2 separate regions of the Homo sapiens genome follow, and region 1 is linked to region 2. A link is a loop called in an ENCODE intact Hi-C map of the cell type or tissue named here. Cell type or tissue: CD4-positive, alpha-beta T cell. All regions are shown on one strand. Each heading gives the region's core, and the rest is flanking DNA. Links, peaks and the distances in the headings are about the cores only. Region 1 overlaps ORC4 (origin recognition complex subunit 4). Region 2 overlaps EPC2 (enhancer of polycomb 2).

Evidence for each region. Hi-C counts contacts between places; a loop is a spot of excess contacts. Peaks named below come from ENCODE experiments on the same cell type or tissue, not always from the same donor. Only the 100,000 strongest peaks of a DNase experiment are listed, where the experiment ranks them.
Region 1: it touches region 2 in a loop (2.7-fold over the local background); 2 of 110 quality-filtered maps call a loop at or near these places.

The regions. Positions count from the first base shown.
Region 1 is chr2:147,932,316-147,944,717 of GRCh38, forward strand. ORC4 (origin recognition complex subunit 4) reads right to left here. Exons shown (of 14, transcript NM_181741.4): 10 at 11,121-11,207; 11 at 6,825-6,933; 12 at 5,983-6,078; 13 at 5,831-5,898; 14 at 1-3,383. The coding sequence ends at 3,195. Among named protein-coding and RNA genes, the nearest start is that of ORC4, 82 kb to the right of the region's middle. In CD4-positive, alpha-beta T cell, for the core only: CTCF peaks have their summits at 5,643 (motif pointing right) and 5,843; a DNase peak (open chromatin) is centred at 5,626.
Region 2 is chr2:148,757,109-148,769,510 of GRCh38, forward strand. It overlaps EPC2 (enhancer of polycomb 2), which reads left to right. Exons shown (of 14, transcript NM_015630.4): 5 at 4,674-4,822; 6 at 5,562-5,694; 7 at 7,847-8,038; 8 at 12,043-12,132. Among named protein-coding and RNA genes, the nearest start is that of KIF5C, 110 kb to the right of the region's middle. RefSeq lists an enhancer at 7,099-7,268. In CD4-positive, alpha-beta T cell, for the core only: no CTCF peak of the experiment used is centred there; a DNase peak (open chromatin) is centred at 7,913.

The DNA.
Region 1 (12,402 bases), core at 2,279-10,278, 830 kb before region 2:
AAATGGAAGAACATTCCATGCTCTTGGGTAGGAAGAATCAATATTGTGAAAATGGCCATACTGCCCAAGGTAATTTACAGATTCAATGCCATCCCCATCAAGCTACCAATGACTTTCTTCACAGAATTGGAAAAAACTACTTAAGTTCATATGGAACCAAAAAAGAGCCCACATCGCCAAGGCAATCCTAAGCTATGTGTTCTTAAAGAGGGGAGTGGTAGCTTTGTAACTTACAGTGAGGCTTACACCTTGACAACTGCAAGAATGAGGATAGTGGTGAGTGAAGGGAGATTTGTTAATTATGGCATTTCCCTCTATTATCGTCTAAACAGATTATATTCCCACTAAAGTATGTGTGTTGGTCCTGCCAGTATTAGAAACCAGAGGCTTGTTGGCATTGTGTCACACAGTACACACCAATGGATTCTCAGATTTTCTAGGGTAAAGGTGAAGGATGGGGCAGCACTTAGGTTATGGTGGTTTGAAAGAAACTGAATTGCTTTCTAAACCAGATGAGGATCAGAGTGCGAACCATGGTGAAATATGCATGGAAACTACAGAAAGACTGAAGTGTTTCTTACGGTGTTTTCTGCAAAACGTGATTCATTAGGACATTAACAGGTATTACGTTTTCAACATATACAGCATTATGATACAGTAAGTTTGGACCAAACAGGTATTCATTCCCCAGAGCCTTTCACATGCACGAGAATCAGTCATTTTAACAAGAATTCCGTTTCTGCTGGGCCACTTGGATCCCTTGGATTCAGATGTAAAAACACACTGAAATATTCCTCCTTTCACCTGCTTTTCAGTTTGAGGTAATCAGATTGAAAAGCAGGAGTTCATGCATTTTTTGGTTCTATTTTTCCTCCTCTAGTAAATGAAGAAAATAAGCTATATGTATAAGTTTACATTATTCTTGAACCGCTTTTTAAACTAGGGTTTTTCATATTTGTTTTTATTGATGACAATTAAAGCAATTTAAGAGACGAAGTTAGCTCAAAACTCTTGCGAATAGATTTTAGCATTTTTGTATGAGGGAATATGGAAAGGCCAACAAGCAGCACTGTTCCTCCCCACAAAAATGCCTTGGGAATATAATAGGCGTACACTTCATTTGTGTAACTTTTCCTAATGTATTTTTTTTTAATTTGCTTTATAACGGTTTCATGTTTACCTCAATTGGTACTTAGTCTTAAAATCTTTCTTTATACTTGGTTATTGATGGATCTTCTGCAGCTCTTATGTAGCCAATGAGACAGATGAGGGCTGTCAGCTTTTAAGTGACATCTTAAGCTAATAAGAAATTGGAATCCTCAAGTCATTTCATGAGGCTGTTACCCTTTAAGACAAATAATACTTTCCTCAAATAGTTCAGAAAATTTTTAAAAGGATCACTTAGAGCATAAGTGTAAAATTCTTGCTTCTAGTATATAATAGTGATGTTACCATGTCAAGTATTTTGGTGAAATATCCCCTAAAAATGTGTAGACTACGGCACAGATTGAGTATGCAAGCCTTAGCTTGAATGAGACTGCTGAGAAGTAAATGACAGGGATCTGAATACTTAGCAGGCTTAACTTTTTGCAGGGAAGGAAAGGCTATGTATGCAAAAGAATAGGTTGTAACTACTGAAGAGCTACTTTATGCTCAGAAACCTTTTATTCCACTTTGTATCCAAGATTTCATTAAAACATTGTTCCTTAGAGCATACTTTAAAAACTATTTGGTAAGGAATCCACTGTTGAACTTCAGGTCTTAATAGCACTGGCTTTGGTGCTAAACTGAGTTGAATTCCAAGCCTGTTGGCCATTCCCAGCATTGCCACTGCTGTGTTAGTTTTCTCATCTGTAAATAACTGCCTACATCTCACAGGGCCTCTAATAGTTAAATAGATTGTAAGCTGCACAAGCATAGGGACAGTCTGTCTTTTGTAAACCTCCCATGCACACAATAGGAAATCAAATATTCTTGAACAAATGAAGTCACTAAGTGCTCATTAAATTTCATTTTAAATATATGCCTCTGTTAATTCATGGATCTTGGAACTTACTTAAAAGACAATGCTTTGACGGACATTTCCACATTCCTCATAGGGATTTACTTTTTAATACAAACAGGTTCAGTTAACATTGCCATACACATCTCATTACTTTTGGGAGTGCTTTTCCAGAAATCTCTGGTAGTCACGTCACTTCATGATGGGGCTACGTTCTGAGAAATGTGTCTTTGGGTGATTTCATCACTGTATGAACATCACAGAGTATACTTACACAGACCCTGATGATATGTATATAGCCTGTTACACACTTAGGCTATACAGATAGCCTAGCCTATTACTCTTCAGCTATAGCACTGTACAGAATGTTACTGTAATCATACTGTAGGCAACTGTAACACAATGGTAAAACATTTGTATATTTAGACATAGAAAAGGTACAGTAAAAATATGGTATAATCTTATGAGACCACCCTTTATACAATGTCATTGACCAAAATGTTACGTGGTGCCATGACTATACTTGTTAAGAAGGAAAATTCCAGTCCTTTTGACCTATGGTAGGCTCAACAATCTGTAATTTTAGAAAATCCTACAAGGGATTCTGATGTGGATGGTATGAGTACCACATTTTGAGATGTCTAGAAGAAAAATCTTCAAACTCCTTGGCCTTTTTCTTCCATGGAACCATCTTCTGACTAAGCTGGTTAGTCTTCTGAACTAGAAAACCTGGGTCTGGGATAGAATCCAAAATTTGCATGTGGACAGAAAAAAACACTGCAGCAAACCTGCTGTACCAAAGGTTACTTATTATACTTCAGTGCTTACCATTGTTTTTTTTACTCCTTTGGTTTAAGGTTTGTAAAGACATCTAGCTGTTAGGTTGAAGTGAGCTCTTCAAATAGACCATTATATATATAAGTGTTAAAAAAGCACATGGTCTAGTCCCTAAAACAGTCATATTTTATTCTTCTGAACAGCTACTTACAAAGTAATCTCAATCAGTGAAATTATAAATCATGTAACTGTTCATGATTAAAAGGCAAGACACAGCCAAGACAGTAGATGGGCAAGTCTCACATAAATACAAGAATGTTTATAGAATGTTTAGCATATCATGTTAATGGACAATAGTTTTCCGTTCTCTACAGAAGTATGAATGAAATGCCAAAGTTGAAGTCACTGGTTATATTCATAACCAGCTTAGTGAGGATGTTGCCCACTGCCTCACATCTGTAGGACAGTTGGGATATTTCTGCAGAGCATTCATAATTTGAGTATTATCCAAAAGCAGTTTCATCAGCTGGTACTCTCTCTGTGAATTTCCTGAAGTTCTTTCCATGGGCTTTATTAATTCTAATTGCTGCAAGTGTTCAAAAGCCTGAAAGATGAAAGAAATAGTTTAGGTTGAATAGGAGAGGAGAGTGACAACTCTCCTGTTCTCTCCCAGAGAACAGTTAGCATTTTGGTCAGCTGCAGAACAGAGTACTGGGAAGCAAAATGTAACAACAATCAATAGGATTAAAAAAACTCTCACAACCCCATGAAAACTCATATTATCAGGTAAAACAGTGTCAGTGCACACTTACTTGTCCATATATTGTTGAATGTAAACACGGCAAACTTTAATTCAATATATACAATATGGTTTTCTTCCTAGCCTCATTCTCTATCATAGCTCCTCCTAGTACTTTAATAAATAGTTTCCAGTTCTCTGTAAAAACCTAAGAATCAGATAAGACTTTCTGATCAATTCCCTAGGCTACTCAGATTTGCATTTATATTTTGTCTGTCTCTATTTTTGCTTTGCTATGTAAAAAGGTAACACAGCTGTAACAGAGGGAGGCAGAAAAAGACCCTTGAGTCAACTAGACATATTCAGCTGATCCTGTAAGTAAAGGATTCAGCAGGCTAGTATGGACATGGAGGAGAAGGGACAGGCTCCTGTTTCCTCTAAGAAGTCTGACTGAGACTGTCACAACCTTCTTCCATCTTCCCCATCTTAATAGGGCTCTTTCTTGTCTACTTCCTCTTATCCTTAATATTCACCTATTATATCTTTTCTAACCTTGAGTGTTGTGTTAGGTACGTTATTAGGTTATGAAAAAAAAAACCATTAAATCATGATATACTAACCATTAAATAATGATACACTGAAATAGATTCCTGAGGATTCTATTATATTCTTACAACTCACTGTAAAAAACATCACTGGAACATATTCTCTATGTATCACATAAATTCTTCTGATAGAGAAACAGCTCAGATACCTTCATATCTGAACATGAGAAAATACTGGAGGCTGCAGGTGTTAAGAGCTGAATAGAACTGTGCAGATTTAAAACATTTCTAAATAGCAAAATACTTCATAATTGAAAATTCAGAAATGAGCAGCTACAAATTATTGAGAATTTAAATGCAGGCTGGGCGCAGTGGCTCACGCCTGTAATCCCAGCACTTTGGGAGGCCGAGGTGGGCGGATCATGAGGTCAGGAGTTTGAGACCAGCCTGACCAACATGGTGAAACACTGTCTCTACTAAGAATACAAAAATTAGATGGGCATAGTGGTGCACGCCTGTAATCCCAGCTATTCAGGAGGCTGAGGCAGGAGAATCGCTTAACTTGGGAGGCAGAGGTTGCAGTGAGCCAAGATTGCGCCCGCCACTGTACTCCAGCGTAGGCGACAGGAGACTCCATCTCAAAAAAAAAAAAAAAAAAAAAATTTAAATACTTGGGTAACCTTTCCATTTTCACAGCTCTCACAAAATAAGACTATTAGGGGAAAAAAACCCTCCAGTATTGTAAAATACTTTTCCTGTTTCTTTGAAGAAATGGCAATGCTCTGTACTCATTTTTGTTGCTACAAGAAATGAAATTCTGGTTACTAGGGCCTATAAGGGATGCCAATGGACTTGGGGAATCCACTGTTTTAAAAGTTTCTTTCCTTAAAATCTTCAAGAGCTGCACTGTCCACGCTAGGCTACTGAGCACTTCAATGTGTGACTCAATTTTTTTTTAAACTTAAAAATGGATATTTAGTTCTATTAGAAAATTCTGAGCATGTTTAGAACAATTTCAAAATGTAAATTTACTTTCTCAGCTATACATTTTATGGAATCTAAACAGCAAGAATTTCCAGTAAACATTTAGGCCATTGAGATGTGCTTAAATATAATGTACACCAAATGTTAAAGACTTAATTCAAAAGAATGTAAAATACCTTACTGTTCTTCTATAATGATTATAGAATGACACATTTTTGATATGTTGCATTAAATATATAATTAAAATTAAACCTTTTTATTTTTCTTACAGGTACTAGAAAATTTAAAACTACATTACATGGCTCACATTATCTTTGTAGTGGACAATGGTAATCTACATGAAGTCCTGAAGTTGTAAAACTCATGACTCAGCCCCCAAATAACACTTTCTCTGTATGCCCTCACAGGCCAATAAGATTTTGTCTTTTAAGTTTCTTAATGGCTCTAATTTTCATTGTTTTCTCCTTTTACTGCTGAGATTATAAAAGCCAATCCTTGGGTTGGAAAGGGAAAGGTTATATCACACACTATACTGAATAGTTGTTTTCGGGATGCAAGTGCTCTGAAGAGACAGCAGAGGGCAGTATACCTCCACAAACTAAAACAACCGGTCACTTCCTCAGATTTTTCCAAAATATTTCATTTTTAGATAATTTTCTTGTTTTGAAAAAAATCTCTATAATACTTAATGTTTAAAAATGAAAGTGCAATTTTAATACATAATCAAATTGGATGTAAAAAATATACTTGTCTGTAGAAAAATGACAGCAAACTAAATCTTACCTTCATGACAACAGGTTTTTCAAAATTATAAACGGAATGTGCTTTCCTTTGAACAAACTTCTGAAACTCTGAGTAGAAAGCAATGACAACATTATACCTTCAAATAAGCAGTGGGGAAGAGTCAGAAAAAAGCTACTTAAGTCTCATCTCACCATTATAGACCATTTGAAAATTAAATGGCTCTTCCTCATAGATGTCATTTAAATGTTTCATTGCTATTATAAGACAGATTTCCAAGACTGATAGACCTACAGTAAAAGGGAAAAAAAACTATCAGTTTAATGACATATAAGACTGAAATAACTGTTCTCCAAAGAATACAATATAGTGAAAGATCTATGGTTCTGAGGGGTGAAGAAGGTCAAGATTCTTCTAGATTTCAATGTGTTTCAATTATCTATATAAATTTAAGTTACTTAACCTCCCTGAGCTTAGTTTTTTTCCTATCTGCAAAATAAGGATATTTTTAAACTTTTAGAAATGTCACAAAGATTGGCGAAATATTATCAGGCACTCACCATATGGCCCACAGTAAACAAAATAAACTTCAATTGTTATGTGACTTTAAATCACACAGGGCCTTTGCGTAGGATTTATCTAGAGACTTCCTAAACTCCTGGAAATTATATCCAAATCTGTGTATTCCTTTTTTCCCCGGAGAGGAAAAGGTTCATTACATTTGGAAAAGGAAATAACAAACCCAAAATGACTGAAACCCAGAGAATGCTCTTCAGTAGTTCTTGATACAATGATAACATCAGCAACACAGTCTTACCTGGATTTCCAATGTGGCAAAAGAGGCAGAGCGTCAAATTTTTTTTTCACTTTAAATGGGAGTGATAGTACCTTTAAAAGGACTAAGTTAAAGGCTATATGGATACGAAAGTATTTTATAAAGCATTATGCCCACGTTAATTGTAATTTTAAAAACATTCCATTATCTAAATTCAAAGTTTTAAAAACCACAATTTAAAAAATAAGGCTGGGTTCTCACCATGTACAATATTTGCTTTCGAGTCCATGCTACACAGTTGGCTTGCTTCCATTAGATCTACGGCAGTCATAAATGGGTGCGATGCTGTTACTCGATTTAAAGCAAGCATCTAGGGAAAGACAGATCAGAAAAACAATTACGTATTTACATGGGCATTTTGGAGATACTGTGCAAAACTTCTGAATTTGTATAGTTAATTCTTAAGGGAGAGTAAATATTAATGCTTAGGAAGGTATTCTCAAATTCAGTTGTATTAAAATACAGTATTTCAATTTGTGTGTCACATAACTGCAGATGTAAAGCATAAAAAAAGTTCCTGCTGCTCTCTCTAACCCATCCCAGTTGCATAACTTGTTTACTTACTGCTTGGAAGAACAATGTTTAAAGAGGAGTAGGTCAAGGAGAAGAAACTGAAAATAATTAAGAATACTTACTAATAAAAGCCCCAAACACAAGCCCAAAAGGCAGATCTACGCCTTACTTGTTAACTTTTTCACCACCCAATCATCCAGCCAGGTTAGTATTAATTTAGACAGAAGTTAGCTGTTTTATGTTCAATTGTACAAAAAAGAAAAGAAAATAGCACATTTATACTCAGGAATAACTCTCCTTGAAAGCACAGTCTCCTTCTCTTGTGCTGCTTCTCTGTTCAAAAATGAACAGAGGTCCTGGACCAGAGTTGCTACTCAAGTATTTGAAGATTTCCTTCCTTCCTTCTTTATTTGTATTTTTCATGAAAGTTAAATTTGGTCATTTAGGGTTACAAGATTTAGCAGATAAAAATGCATGACCTCTGGTTAAATTTCAATTTCAAATAAACAATAAATAGTTTCTTAGTAGTATGTGCCATGCAATATTTGGGATATAATTATCCAAGAAACTCTCCTTCACCTTAACAAGGGCGCAACTGATTAGCTGGGCAGAGAGTTTGGCAATCCTTGTCCTTCATTCTCCTACTGGTTGGGACCTAGATTGCCAGTGCTCCCTCCCTTTCTCTCTCCTTTCCTTTTTCCTTTAGTTATTAATTTTTTAATTTTTATTTTTTAACTTCATTTTTCCATAAGTTATTGTGGTATGGGTGGTATTTGGTTACATGAGTAAGTTCTTTAGTGGTGATTTGTGAGACTTTGGTGAATGCATCACTTGAGCAGTATACACTGCATCATATTTGTAGTCTTTTATCCCTCGCCCCACTGGAAAACAATGTGGAGATTCCTTAAAGAACTAAAAGTAGAACTACCATTTGATACAGCCATCCCACTACAGGGCATCTACCCAGAGGAAAAGAAGTTATTATTTGAAAAAGAAAGAAGTCATTATTTGAAAAAGATGCTTGCATGTGCATGTTTATAGCAGCAAAACTCACAATTGCAAAATCGTAGAACCAACCCAAATGCCCATCAATCAACGAGTGGATAAAGAAACTGTGGTATATATATACTATGGATATGGATAAAGAAACTGTGGTATATATATACTATGGATATATGGATATATATATATATGTGGTATATATATACTATGGATACTACACAGTCATAAAAAGGAATGAACTAACAGCATTTGCAGTGACCTGGATGAGACTGGAGACTATTATTCTAAGTGAAGTAACTCAGGAATGGAAAACCAAACATCGTATGTTCTCACTGATATGATATGTGGGAGCTAAGCTATGAGGACACAAAGGCATAAATTTTTTTTAACATATACAAAGGCAACAGAGAATAATAAATATCTATGACTACTTTACCTGCTTAAGAAATATGATTTTAGAGTTGAAGCCCATCTCCTCCGGATTGGACTCTACTCTTCCCCACATAAAACAACCAAGTATGTCTATACTATTAGGTTGGTGCAAAAGTAATTGCCATTTTGGGCACTGAAAGTAATGGTAACTTTTGCACCAACCTAATACTTCTACTACATATACATGTATTATACAACAGAGTAATTTTCAACTTTTATATAAATATATTGTATCTTCACAACTCTCTTCACTGTGAGGTTTTACCCATGTTGAGGCAGTATCAATTCTGGTTTATTCATTTTTTCATTATATTTCTTTGTATATATCCACGATTATTCATTTCCTAATTTCCTATTGACAGACATCTTTCATTTCTTTTTTTTTCCCAATTATAAACAAGACTGCAATAAACAACCTTGGACATGTCTTCCTGTGCATTAGGTAACTAGACTTTCTCTAATTAGTATGTTTCTCTAGTTACCTAATTTGCTAAATAAATTGCTCTCCAAAGCACTTACACATATTTACATTGGCAGCAGCAATAAATATTAATAGTCACAGTCATGATACCATCAAGCATAATCTTTAACACCCACTAGATTGGCAAGAAAAAAAAAGTTTAATTGTAGTATTTCTCTGGTTACTGGAGAGGCTGAAAATCTGTAATCTATAATGAGCTTCCACAGTAAGACAATGACAACAAATAATGGGATGAGCTAAGAATATGAGTAAGCAGCCCTCAAAGTAGAATCCCATATGACAAAAAACAAGCCATTATTTAATTCATTACCATGAATTAAAAATGTAATAGAAAAATGGCAGAACAATGGCCGTTAATATTGACAATACTGAGGCAGAGATATTTTCCCAGATGGAGATGTGTGTGTATATATATATACATACACACATACACACACACACCCCTCCTCTAAAAATTACTAGTCCCCAAATTCCTTCATGATATGCTGAAAATGGCAGTATGCTTTTGACAATAGAAGAAAAGTAAATAGGGATAAAAAGACTTAAATTCCTCAGCAGAAGCAGCAATGAGGAAAGAAAACTTGTATATAAACATGGGTGAACCATACAGCCAAGTAGGACACAAACTTGAAGCCAGAGAGCTTTGGATTAAGTCCTGGCTTTGTTATCTACTAGTAGTGTGACCTTCGGCAAGTTACTTAGCTTTAAGGAGCCTCAATTTCTTTAGGGGTAAGAATAAAAAATAAGATTATTCCAATGGCCAGACATAATATAGGTACTACTAGCATCAACAGTACTTGGCTCATATGCCAGTCCATAAATGGTAGCTACTGTCATTATTATTCTATTATTATTAAAAATGACCTTTCTATGAAACCAAAACTATCTTGTCTTTCAAAGGTATTTGCCATAATTTTCTAGAAATATTAGACTAAAACCAAATACTCTTAGTGAAGAAAGTTAATTTTCAGAACAATTAAGTACTTCTTGTTTGATATTGGTATTATGTAAGCTTAAGATATAATTACTTGGCAAAACATCATAACCAGGTAGGATTTATTCCAGGTATATAAGGCTGGTTCAACACTCAAAAAATAACATAATCAAATATATCAACAGGTTAAAGAGAAACATGGTCATGCGAAACGATCGAGAATAAGCATTTGACAAAATCCAACACCCATTTATAAGAAACTCTCAGCAAGTTACAAACAGATGAGGATTACCTCAACCTGATAATGAACATGTATAAAAAACCTACAGCTAACATTATACTTAATGGTAAAAGTTTGAATCCTTTCTTCCTAAGACTGGGAACAAGAAAGGATGTCCACTCTCACTGCTCTAATTCAACATAACACTGGAAATTCTAGCCATTGCAAAAAAGCAAGAAAAGAAATAAAAGGCATACAGATTGGAAAGAAAAAAAAAACCGTCACTATTTGTGAAAAATGTAATGGTCTACATCAAAAGTCCCAAGGAATCTATTAAAAAACCTCTTAGAATAAGTGAGTTCAGCATAGACTATAAGTCAATCACATTTCTATATATTAATGTGTATATATATAATCAATCACATATTCTATATGTAATGAATATGTGGGAAATGTAATGAATATGTGGGAAACCAAAATTTCAAAACCCATTTACAATTGTTCTAACAAATTAAATATTGGTATACACATTAAATAAGTACATCATCTGTGTAGTAAGAGCTATAAAATGCTGATGAAAGTAATCAAACAAGAAATCAAATAAAAGGAGATATGAACCCTATTCAGAGATTGGAACACTCGATGTAGTGTTCCAATGCATGTCGATTCTCCCAAAATTTACCTACAGGTTTAATCAATTCCCATAAAAACTTAATTATCTAATGAAAGATAGAAAATGATAAAAGTAGGCTGGGCACAGTGGTTGATGCTTGTAATGTCAGCACTTAGGGAGGCAGAGGTGGGAGGATGGCTTAAGGCCAGGAGTTCGCAACCAGTCTGAGCAACAAAGTGAGACCCCGTCACTATTAAAAACAAAAACAAAGCAACAAGCAATAAAACAAAACTAATACAAACCAATAGCATGTGTAATGACCGCAGGTTTTTGCTGATATTGAAATGCTTCTGTAGTACTTCTTGCACACTTCTATCTTCTGAGAGATACTAAAAGGAAAAAAAAAAAAAAAGCCAAAATTGAGGAAAGATGTAGTTTAAAACCTAAATATAATCCTGTGCCTTACTGGTTGGTGTACCTTAGTAACTCTATCTAATATTAATTCATTATTAAATAGATGTTGGTCTTATTTGTAGAACACTAAAACCAAAATAAAGTTTCCAGTCTACTGATTTTCTTATCCTGTTCTTTACGTTAATTCAATAAACACAATGATAAAACAATCCTGGCTAACCCCAAATTCGTACTTGAATAAGGGAAACTACTACACAGTCATACTAGTGAAATGAACAAAATGCAGCACAAAAACAGAAGTGCATGAGTTACTGTACCTAGGGATACAAGGTAAAGTATTACAAAGAATGCTTAAACTGGATGAGACAAGAGATTTAAAAAAGAAGGAAGAACATTCCAGTTACAGGGAACAGCATGAGTAGCAGGAAAATTATCACATTGGCAGAAAATGAGTAGTCACGTACTGGAGTTTCAATTACTGGCAAAGTGAATGTACAAAAAGAAAAGGCAGAAAAACCTAACTGGAGGTAGCTGTCCAGACAAGAGGTAAAGTGGGTCGGAATTATCTGAGTGTTATGAAGAAAAAAGAATTAAGACGTTTATAGGAGTACATCTGGTAGAGAATTAACTGGTAGCAGAAGAGAAGGAAGGGTTTGAAAGGTAGAAGATAAAAATCAAACATGATCTATGGGAAACAAAATGGCCTGTGAAAAGTGAAATGTGGTCAAAAAATGAATCTTGGATTATTAATATTTAAGTAGTAGGTGGGAAAAGAGAAAAACTAAGAAATTAAGAAAGATACCAAAGACTGGAAGAGAATCTAAGACAGAGTAGAGATCTAGAAAACAAGGGAACAAAGTTTTAAGAGAGAAGTGAGGTTCAACAATATAAACTACTTTGTAAAAAGATATATTTGAGAAGAGGCTAATGGCTTTAGAAATTCAAAGATCACCACAGCCCTTTGAGAAAGTACCATCTAAAGAGGCAAGTGACTGCAGTAATTAGGGTTGAATGGAAGGTGAGGAACACTGGCATTGAAGAAAAGATTAGATGAAAAAAGAGTAAATTCAGAAGTAGCAGAGCCAAGAAAGGCCTGGAAAAGATTGTCATAATTTTTCAAAAATCATCTGCATGGAATAAGGATTCTTTTAAAAAAAAAAAAAAGCCCAG
Region 2 (12,402 bases), core at 3,020-11,019:
GCTCACGCCTGTAATCCCAGCACTTTCGGAGACTGAGGCGGGCGAATCACAAGGTCAGGAGTTCAAGATCAGCCTGGCCAACATGGTGAAATGCCATCTCCACTAAAAATACAAAAAATTAGCTGGGCGTGGTGGCAGGTGCCTGTACTCCCAGCTGCTCGGGAGGCTGAGGCATGAGAATCACTTGAACCCGGGAGGCGGAGGTTGCAGTGAGCCGAGATCGCGCCACTGCACTCCAGCCTGGGTGACAGTGCGAGACTCCGTCTCAAAACAAAATATATATATATTGATATAGTTAGAAATAGATATAGATCTGTGCATATATGTACATACATATATTACATACATATTTCCTAGCTCTGTTCACTGAGAGTCTCTAGAAGCAGTGACACCCAGTAGAAATGGGCATGTCTAGCATGTAGATCTTGATTTTAAATACTGTTTTTTGGCTGGGCATGGAGCCTCAGGCCTGTAATACCAGCACTTTCAGAGACTGAGGCGGGTGGATCACCTGAGGTCGGGAGTTCAAGACCAGCCTGACCAACGTGGAGAAACCTCATCTCTACTAAAAATACAAAATTAGCTGGATGTGGTGATGTGCACCTGTAATCCCAGCTACTCAGGAGGCTGAGGCAGGAGAATTGCTTGAACCCAGGAGAGAAGTTGCAGTGAGCCAAAATTGCGCCATTGCACTCCAGCCTGGGCAACAAGAGTGAAACTCTATCTCAAAAATAATAAAATAAAATATATAAAATAAAATACTGTATAAAATAAAATAAAATAAATCTGTTTTTCATTAAAGGGAACCAGGACTCCTTAGGAAAATTATTCCAGGTGTAGGGCTGGAATACAAAGATAAGCCTGGAACACACAGTTTATTATGCCAGAAAATAAGAATATGATTGAAGAATGTTGGAGCCATGTCAGAAGGACGCAGGAGCCAGCTTGAAAGGGGACTCCACTGATAAGAGCTGGGAAAGTTTGAGCATCAAAATAGATTATGAAAGTAATGGATTCTACCCCATAGAGTAACCCATGAGTCCATACTGATGTGGGTGGGTGGGTGGGTGTGGATGGATGAATAGACAGCATTTCCTTACAGTAGATTTCCAAAGCTGTAAGTGTTGGCAGAATGATGGAATTAGAATTATCACTATTTGGCAACCACCATAATAATGCAGATAATTATTTCAGGCAAAAGTTAGAACTAATGGATATTAAACTTAAGGGGGGAAGTTTGATGGTAAAATAGTGTTTCTGTAGTCCTACAACATACTTGTTAATTAATTAATTTATTTATTTTTTGAGATGGAGTCTCACTCTGTTGCCCAGGCTGAAATGTAGTGGTGCAATCTCGCCCCAGTGCAACCTCTGCCTCCTGGGTTCAAGTGATTCCCCTACCTCAGCCTCCCAAATAGCTGGGACTACAGGCGCTTGCCACCACACCCGGGTAATTTTTGTATTTTTAGTGGAGACGGGGTTTCACTATGTTGGCCAGGCTGGTATTGAACTCCTGACCTCAAGTGATCTGCCCGCCTCGGCCTTCCAAAGTGCTGGGATTGCAGGCATGAGCTACTGTGCCCGGCCTAACATATTTGTTAATTTAAAGGGGAAAAATAGTATTTGACTAGGGCAACCTGGGAGATGCCATCTTAAGCAATCAAAGTTAATATCAGCAGTAATGGGACAAATAGTATCTTCTAACTCCTAATATGACATGAGAAGGATACAATACCACTTTTGTGGTAGTTGTACCAAAAATACATAACCTGAATTTAATCGTGGAAAAACATTAATGAAACCCAAATTGAGGAATATTCTACAACATAGTCTCTAGTCTTTGAAAATGTTAAGATCATAATCACTGAAAGATACAGAAAACAATTGTAAGGAGATTAAATTACAGAAGATTAAAGAAACATGACAACCAAATGTGGTTTTTAATATGGAGTCAGATCCTAGACCAGGAAAAAATGTATTGTTATTATTATTACTATTTTTAAGATGGAATCTTGCTCTTGTCGCCCAGGCTGGAGTGCAGTGGTGCAATATCTGCTTACTGCAACCTCTACCTCCTGGGATCAAGCGATTCTCCTGCCTCAGCCTCCCAAGTAGCTGGGATTACAGGCGCCCATCACCACACCCAGCTAATTTTTGTATTTTTAGTAGAGACAGGGTTTTACCATGTTGGCCAGGCTGGTCTCGAATTCCTGACCCCAGGTGATCCGACCGCCTTGGCCTCCCAAAGTGCTGGGATTACAGGCGTGAGCCACTGCGCCCGGCCAAAAAAAGTACTATTATAATAAAAGTTATTATCTTACTGATGTCCTTATAGCAGTAACTATATTTTTTGCTGTAAAGGACATTAGTGGGACAATTGTTGAAATATGAATAAAGTTTATATGTATAAAGAAATTAAGTAATAGGATTATATTAATGTTAATTTCCAGACTTTAATAATTGTACTGTGGTTCTATGTGAATATCATTTTTTTTTGAAAATATATATTAAAGTATATAGGGATAAAGGGGCATTTTATATCTTCAACTTCTCTTGAAATTTTTCAAAAATAGTACTGCTGATAATTTATAGATGTGTGTGTTTATATTCATACATACATATATGTATACACATACAGAGAGATAAAGCAAATGTAAAACATTAACCTTTAGAGAATCTGGATGAAGATATATGAGAATTCTTTATACTGTTTTTGTAACTTTCTTGTAAGACTGAAACTATTTCAAAACAAAAAGGTTTTGTTTTTGTTTTTTATTTGTTTTTTAAAAAAAGGACAAGACTGGGGAAAGGAAAGTTAGGAACGATAATTATTTGGGCATAAAGAGAACAGAGGCTGGGGGCAGTGGCTCATGCCTGTAATCCCAGGACTTTGGGAGGCCAAGGTGGGCAGATCATTTGAGGTCAGGAGTTTGAGACCAGCCTGCTCAACATGGTGAAATCCCATCTCTTCTAAAAATACAAAAAATAGCTGGGTGTGATGGTGGATTCGTGTAATCCCAGCTACTGAGGCTGAGGGAGGAGGGAGGCTGAGGCAGGAGAATCGCTTGAACCTGGGAGGCAGAGGTTGCAGTGAGCTGAGATCACACCACTGCACTCCAGCCTGGGCAACAGAGTGAGACTCTGTCTCACATACACACAAACACACACACACAAAAGCAAAACAAGATATGAATAAGACAGGGTAGAACCTCCAAGAGGAACACTTACTGAACAGGGGAGCCATCTAAAAGGTTCTGGTGCACTTTTGAATATTATTCAGCTGCCAGCTGGCATGTAACCTCATATTATTATCTGCCTTACAATTCTGTATATCTGTTTTCTGTCTGTCATCCTTACTAGATTCTAAGCCTTTTGAGGGTAAGGGACATGTGCAATACCCTGCACAGTGTAGGCACTTTAATAGTTGCTGTCGAAAATATTAATTTTTTTAATTGAAAGGTATTATTGCTGCCTGTTTAAAAAAATGCTTAAACATATGCTTTAGATTTACCTTTTGTCATAGTAATGAAGAAGAAAAAGATGAATTTTTTAAAATTACACAAAAGGATGACTTATTTTTAATATTCGATGTGGAATACCATAATGGGACTTAGTGTAGGTTATTTTTAATATATGACTATTATTTTTCAAATGCAGGAAACTATACACAAAAGAAAAAGAGTATAACTTTGACTTTTTCTCAATTGTTATTTTTCTCTTTTATAATCCTCCAATATGAAACCTTTGGTATTCCTTAGGTTCTTTCTAATGTCATTTCAGATTATTAAATCAAGGCATGAATGATTGCTTAAGTACAGTTCACTCTGGATGCATAGATTGGAGAGGTGGTAGTGGTCTATTTTTAAACAAATAGTTCCATGCCTAATAGTAAAGTGAGGAATCTGTGGATGTTTAACAAAATAGTTTATATTAGTAATAATTTTATATGCAAATAGATGCTACTAATTACAACTGAGCCTTTTCTAGTTATGTAGCAGGGCTTTCACTTTGTATAATAATTAGTTGAAAAGCTAATAAACAGTGTTCTGAAATTCAGTATTTTTGCTAAATCTCTTTTCTACTCAGCAGTGGAGTGTTACATTTACATTGAAAATTGACAGTCCGATTTCTTGAAATGGTTGTTATCCTACTTTCAGTTTTCTGAGTTTCTGAAGTGAAGCTTTACTGGTCATTGTTCATGTTCACATAATAGTACAGTGTATCAAACCATCCAGCCCCCAGTTACAGAGCTGGAGATGGATGGATGAATGGATGAGGGGACTCATTTTGACTGTTACCTTGATCTGGACAGAACTGTTCCTCTCTGTCATTGGAAAATACTTTCCTACACGCTGAATGGACTACATTTTCTGATAACAGATTTTGTTTCAGGTGGACATTTTTTGTTTGTTTACATTGAAATTATCTCTTTATGCCATTCTACCTTTTCAACAGCTGGCAACATTTTTTTTCTGAGTGTCGAGAGATACTTGCTTGTACTTATATTTTCAGAGTTAAATAGTTATAGGTTATCTTACATAGGTTGCTGTTCAGATTTTTTTTAACATTTTACTTTTATAGGATAAATTCAGGTCTGATAAGAGTTTATTGAATAAAGCCGGAAATGTAGATAACTGTGTTGTTTATTCTTCTAAAATTATTATTTTTAATAGAATCGTAAGAATGATGAAGCCTCTTATGAAAAGATGTTGAAACTGAGACGAGAATTTAGTAGAGCCATAACAATTTTGGAAATGATTAAGAGAAGAGAGAAAACAAAACGAGAATTATTGCACTTAACCTTAGAAGTTGTGGAGAAAAGGTAACATTGCTCCTGTTACAACAGTAAAATGACAACTTTACCAAATGATGGGCAAAATGAACCAAAAGATTTTTAGGGGGGAACAGGTTAAGCTTTATGACAGTTGATATTGATTCTGTAAGAATTTATATTTTTTAAAGATTTGTGGTTACTAGTTTTTATAGATTAAGTTATCAATTTGGATTGCAGATTTTGGGAGAGTTTTGTGTATACTGTAGATCCTATACTTAATTTTGTTTTGGCAGAATCATTGAATTTTATTTAGTAAAGAACTCTAGTGATCATATTGTTTACTTCTCTGTATTAAATTTTCTATTAAATCTGAGGGAAATAAGTATTGATTTTATTTTCTGAGTAGGTAGACATTTTTCGTTTCAACTCCTTTTAGAAATGTGTGCTCTAATATAGTATATTTTCCTACAAAATTAAATAGACTAAACAAAAACAGAATTTTGTATGATTCCTGGAGTAAGCATTCTAAACATTTCCTAGTGCTTGATTATATAATATATGTAAGAAATTTGTTTGCTGTGTACCTTAGGCCTTTTTTAGTTTTTTGGTTTGTTTTGTTTTTACCAAATCCCTGTTTCTTTATTCCTGCAAATTTTATCTTTTAAAAGTAATTTGATTGTTAGCCCTTTTTGACTAGGTGACTTCCAATTAATTGAGGTATCACTTATTTTCCTTCTTTATTGTCAAACTATGCAATGTTTTCTTATATTTTTGTTACCTTTTCAAGATACCATTTGGGAGACTATGGTGGTGAAATCCTTAATGAAGTAAAAATCAGTAGATCAGAAAAAGAGTTATATGCCACTCCAGCAACTCTTCATAATGGAAATCATCACAAAGTTCAAGAATGTAAAACTAAGGTGAATATTGTCTGGGAAGAAGCATGTATGGATGGTAATGTTGATCAGAGGAGTTATTGATTTCTGCAGTTGTCTTAATATGGTTTGAGTAAAGAAAAAGTAATTAACGTGACTTTAGTTCTTACCATGAGCCAAGCACTTTGCTAGGAGTATTTATATACATACTGACCAATTAATCCTCATAACAACCCTTAGAGATAGTTGTTGCATCTGTGTGACTTCTATATAATAGCTAGTAAGTGGCAGATTCAAGGTTTCAGTTCAGGTCTAATAGTCCGTCATGTTCAATATGCTATCTGCCTCCCTAGGGAATAAAGGTAATTAAAGTCTAGTTATTATCACTAGCCTTAGCAAACCTTGCATTGTAATGGAAGGAATCAACACCTCAAAGCTTTCTTCATTGAGACTATTGAAAATTATTATTGTCATCATCATTTCCAGAGCCAGCATTTATCAATTGTTATCTACCTTGAGTGACTTTGAGAAAGTCCTGTAATTTCTGGGTCACAGTTTCTTCCTAATGAAAGAGCCAGACTCAGTGGTTATTTTAGTCACTTGGACTAGATAACTATATTTATTTGGTCCTCACTTGGTACATTAATTAAAGTATTTAATTGGGAAATATGAAAACTAATAAAGCCTTTAATTTTAAGGAGCATAGATTTAAATAGGAAACAGATATTGACTGAAGCTTCTAGACAATAGAGCTTTACTCTGTAGCAAAATTTTTTAAATGACCTAGGGTGTTTGTGGAAAATTCATCTTTTAAAAATGTACACAGTTCTCATTTTTCATGGGTTCATTCTTAAAGGTCAAGAAAGAGTGTGGAGCAGGAAGACTCCTTCATTCAGCTCATGTCAATTAAAACACTAAAGTTCTTTCTTATTAATCACAGGCGTCTAGCCCACCATCCTGATTCTCTCTAAATCTCGCTTGTCTCTATAGCCGAAAAAGTTATCAGTGCAAATGTCATTTTGTAAGTTATTTTTAAAAATCCATTTTGTGTCAATCAATGCTTTTCCTAGGTATGTGATTGTTAAGCATTGCAATATGAAAATCTTAACCCAGAATTACTGACAGAATCAGCCTTTATTATATATTGATTCTTATTTTAGACCTCCTCTATGAATAAATACTCAGCCTTCCTAAATACTAACTTTAGGGATTTGGTTGCATCCATTGTTGTCCTACTCCATTACACATGGTTAATTATATTTACTTTGTCATGTATCCCACTTTAAAATATGGGAAGTTTCTGAAAGTTGGGGCTTTGTTTTGATGTAATAGTTATACCTATTATATGAAAAATTTTATATCTCACTAAATATAATTTGCCTTTCAAGCAATATTTTTATTGTGTGTACTGTTTTTGACCTTAAAGTAGTTAATATCTGGACTAGATGTGGAAATGTATAAATTGTGTAGTTTGTACCTTGGTGCTTGGAACAGTCTTTTCCGACTTTTAAAGTGCTAGATCCCTTTTTATTAAAAGGAATGCCAGTATGTTAAAACAGTAACAGAGCTGCTCTGTTGAGGGGAGGTGGGGGCTGGAAACCTACCCCTTCAGTCAGTGTCTTTGCCAGATGGCCTCTCAGGAACCTCCACAGAAGCCTGGGGGACTTCAGAACGTTACTGTTCAGTTGCTGCAGTAATTATACATTCTAAAAAGTGAGGGTTTTTTTCCTAGTTAAGCTTATTTTTCTCAAAAGATTACCATCCATAGAACAGACATTTTTAAAAATTAGATCTAAGTGTAGAAATGACAGTAAACTCATGATCCAGTTGAAGATTTTAAAAAATAAAAATAGTGGTTAATTTTTATCAATACAGCAGATTTAAATAAATATTGAATTTAAATACCTTTTAAATACTGGATTACATAATAGAGCAATCCAAAAAATCACTCACATAGTTTAAAGTAGTGATAATAATGTAAAAAGCAAATTTAAATACCATAATTATTTTTCATCATAAGTTGCAGAAAGTAAAACATGTTTCAATTTATGAACACAGAATAATTTTTGCGTATTAAAAACAATAAAATCACCTCCTGGGTAAAAATGTATGTTTTTCAAAGAGCAGTATAGTTTTTCATGATTTCTAAAATGATTTTTATTTCTTCCTTTTGGGGGAAAAATCGTCATGTAAACAGCACCCTCATCATTTGTCTTTGAAAGAAGAGGCTTCTGATGTGGTTCGTCAAAAGAAGAAGTACCCAAAGAAGCCTAAAGCAGAGGCTTTGATAACATCTCAGCAACCCACTCCTGAGACATTGCCTGTGATCAATAAGAGTGACATTAAGCAATATGATTTTCACAGCTCAGATGAAGATGAATTTCCACAGGTGCTTGTTTTAAAATATTTTAAAGATATTTCTTCTTAGTATTTTATATTGCTATATTTTTAAAACAATTGCTATCTTAGAGTTTTTATTCTTGCTTTGTTCCCCTAATGTATATAGCATAAACATTTCCACAGTATTTATGTAGCCACTGAAATGGTATTTACTCTGTATTACTTTTCATCAGTTGTATAGAATTTACTCTTTTGTGGAGCGCATGGTTTTTAGTTTTTCCATTTATAAAAATGAACATAGATTTTTTCCCTCTATTTAAAATAGATTCTTAGAAATTGAATTACTAGTTACTAACCAAAAATTATCAATATTTTAAGACAGTTAATATATAATTGTAAATATTGAAAATATTCATCAACAATACTTTCCTTTTTACCACACTCCACCAGCATTGTGTTTTATAACTTTTAATGTAAACTTTGCTAATTTGTTAGGTAATGGCTATTTGATTCTAAAAAAGACTTAAAGGAACTGATTCAAGTTTTAACTCTTTGATAAATATTGCAACAGCTTTATAGAAAAATGTGTGCAATTAAAAAATATTTTTATAAGTGCTGTTTTTAAAATAAGACTTTTACTTTATATATTAAAAGATCCGGCCAGGCGTGGTGGCTCACTCCTATAATCCCAGCACTTTGGGAGGCCGAGGCAGGCGGATCACAAGATCAGGAGATCTAGACCATCCTGGCTAACACAGTGAAACCCTGTCTCTACTAAAACAAAAAAAATCAGCCAGGTGTGGTGGCGGGCGCCTGTAGTCCCCGCTACTCCTGAGGCTGATCCAGGAGAATGGCGTGCACCTGGGAGGTGGAGCTTGCAGTGAGCTGAGATCGCACCACTGCACTCCAGCCTGGGCGACAGAGCGAGACGACGTCTCAAAAACAAACAAGCAAACAAAAAAAAGATCCATTTTTTTTTTAAATATTGTGTATCACCTGCTCTAGCAATACCCTCTTTTTAAAAATAGTATGGGAAACTTAACAGAAAATACTGTAACAAAGACCTTGAACTACTACCAGCTTTATCATATTTTAACTTTTTGACTTGTTTGCTTTAAGGAAACTTTCTTTTAAAAACCAACATTATAGATATGTTTGAAAGCAAGACTGTTTATAAAACTCTTCATTGCTATAACCATTTAAAATCTGGAGTTTGCATAAAATGTGTCCATTTGGCTGGATTATATTATTTTTACTCTTTTTCACCAATTGGTTTTTCTACCCAGATAATATTCTGATAGTCATATGAATAGTATCAAATGTGCAAAGATATGCTTAATTTTATATTCCCTTCAGGAGCACTTAATGAACCCATATATTACTTTTGTCAGAGGATCATCTAGTTTGACTCAGGCAGAGCTTTGAATAGCCATGGGACATTTATCAGATGACCATTTTGAAGGAATGAGGGATATAGTGCCCTACAAAAGAGTAATTTTCCAGATAGAAAGTATAGGGAAGGGTTCTAGGCACAGCATATTAGAGGGAACTCCTAGCAGTTTCGCATTGCTGGAGCACAAAACATAGAAGAGGAAGAGGGGATGAAAGGCTTGATGCCTGCAGTAATACCCAGATGGCAGATAGCCTCTATCTACATCATACATACTGGGAAATTATTTAAAATGTTAAGTAAGAAAATGACATAGTTAGATAAATATTTGTATAATAGGCTTATATTGGTGGTACTAATGAGAGCCTAGAAAGTTTTGCTATATATTTCCAGCCCTTTAAGAATGATGCTGTAGACTGGACATTGTGGCTCATGCCTGTAATCCCAGCACTTTGGGAAGCCGAAGCAGGTGGATTGCTTGAGCCCAGGACTTGGAGACCAGCCTGGGCAACATGGTGAAACCCCATCTTTACCGAAAAAACAGAAACAAACGTAGAAAAATTAGCCAGGCGTGGTGACACATGCCTGTAGTCCCAGCTACTCCGGAGGCTGAGGCGGGAGGATTGCTCGAGCCAGGGAGATGAAGGTTGCTGTGAGCCAAGGTTGCACCACTGTACTCCAGCCTGGGCGACAGAGCAAGACCCTGTTTCAAAAAAAAAAAAAAAAAATGAATGATACTGTAGGGTGCTATGACCTACAGAAACTTTTATCGGTGGAATCAGTACATCCAGCCTGAAAGTAGAGCTCACTCAGCATAACTACTCATATGTTTCTCATGCATTAAGGGATCTTCATTTCTGCTCCAAATTCTTGCATTGATTTATATAGTTTCCAGTTCCCATACCCACATGAAAATTGCATTTTGAAACTTTTAGGTTCTTCTGATTGTTTGTATTAGGTCTTAGACAATCCTCATTAATTTTATGGTATCTCCATATTACTAAAGAGTAAGTATTAATGTTTACCTATATTTGGGCGTCATTCAGTGAGGCAGCTATTCAGAGTGTACATCTTATAAAATCAGGATTTTATTGCTGACAAGATCATTAAAGTAATCATATTTTTCTTTGTCTAATAAACCAAGAACAAGGAATAGGGAGCCTTAAGAGAACAAACATTTTAACCAGACTTATGCCACTGAATTGCAGCTGAACAGAGCTAAAACTCTGCCTCTTGATCGTGCTTCCGATTTTCCTAACATTAGCTTTGTCTTCCTATGCCTCAGACTTCTTTTGTCCCCTGGAATCTACCCCGGGGAATCGTAGTTAGGAGGAAGGGGTGATAGATTTTATACACAGAATTTCTGAGACTTTGTGACACTTCCTGTGTATATCTTAGAATAGGTACGTTATTTGCAAAGGAACCAAAGTGTAAAATTCACGTTTGGGATTTCCTTTCAAATTTCAGGTTTGAGGCTTGGTTCCCCATGAAGAAGATTCAGCCCCAGCTCACTGTTTCTGTGTCTCCCCCATAGGGTTGGTGGAGGTATATTGGAACCTCAAACAAATACCTTTCTCCCCTGGATGACCCTGCTCAGTGGTAATTACCACAGTTTGGAAATAATATGGAGAAAACATTTTTCCTCTCGAAATAGGAAGAGAGGGATTTGTGAGGTTCAGAAATTTGCAAGTAAATATGGTTGAGCCAGCGTTTATCAGAAAAAGAGATGTTCTACAAAGTGAGAGTGCGAGACAACTGAAACTTAAGTACCAAAACTTTTAAAAAAATTTTAATAATTATGGGTGGAAATTTATCTAAAACATATTATTTCCCTATCTTCAGTGTATTTGTATATTATTTAATCTGTTTTTGTGACATTTATAAAGCGTGCTCTAATAGGTCAATGCTACTGCCCTAGAAGTCCACTCAATTACATAGGGATATTTGGCCTGATAGGACATGGCCTGGGAAGAGTGCTTTCTAATATGTGACAGCTTTCTGAAAGTCTTTATTCTTTTGCTCTAGCGTTGCGGGCTTATCTCTTCTCTATAACCAATGTGCTTACTTTAGCAAGTCATTTCTCTTCTTCTTTTCTACTTCTGATCTGCTAAGTTTAAAAAGTGATTTTTGAAAAATGAGTTGGGAGATACAAGACTTTCCTTTGAATAAAACCTGGCCTTTATGGCCTTTGGGGTTTTTTTTGTTGTGGTGATTTTTTTTGGCTGTTTATAAGCTGTTTTTATGTCCTAGCTTTTGGCTTTATTACAGAGAGATAAAGTTATTGGATAAAAATACACTTAACCTATAGGTGAAGTAAATATTTAACTGTCATTAAATATTTATAGCCACATACATTATTTATAAAATATAATGGGATGTATAAAAACTGTATTAATTCTAAGACTTAGCACTTCATGTTTAGAAGCAATCAAGCAATACCAATGCCATCTAGACTTAACCTGAAAGAACTAATCCATTAAAAACAATGATTTTTAACTATAGAAAATTTTTGCTAGTCATTGAATGTTTTGGGGAATTCAGTACTTATGATATGTAATATAGAAGTGATTTACTGTTTGTGATCAGATTTACATTTTAGAGTATTACAAACATTGATCTATTGACTTTTGATAACTTCTAAATGGAATGCCTCTTTTGTCTAGGTATTGTCCCCAGTATCAGAACCGGAAGAAGAAAATGATCCTGATGGTCCCTGTGCTTTCAGAAGGCGGGCAGGATGCCAGTATTATGCTGTAAGAACTTTTGTGTGTGTGTGGTGTTTTTGTGAACTGGAATTAACAGGTAACCCATGTCAAGATGACTTAGTCTTGATCTAAAAATGGGAAATGCATCAGTACTTTTTATTTAACATCCTTTATGTGGATACTGGTAAAAGATGCTAAAAGGTACTGAGTCCTTTCAAAGGGCGTCGGAATCCTCTTCTTGGAAATTGATAATTCCTCACATTTTAGAAATTTAGGTTCATTTTGGGCTCTAATTATAGCTTCAGCAGCTGTGAAAAT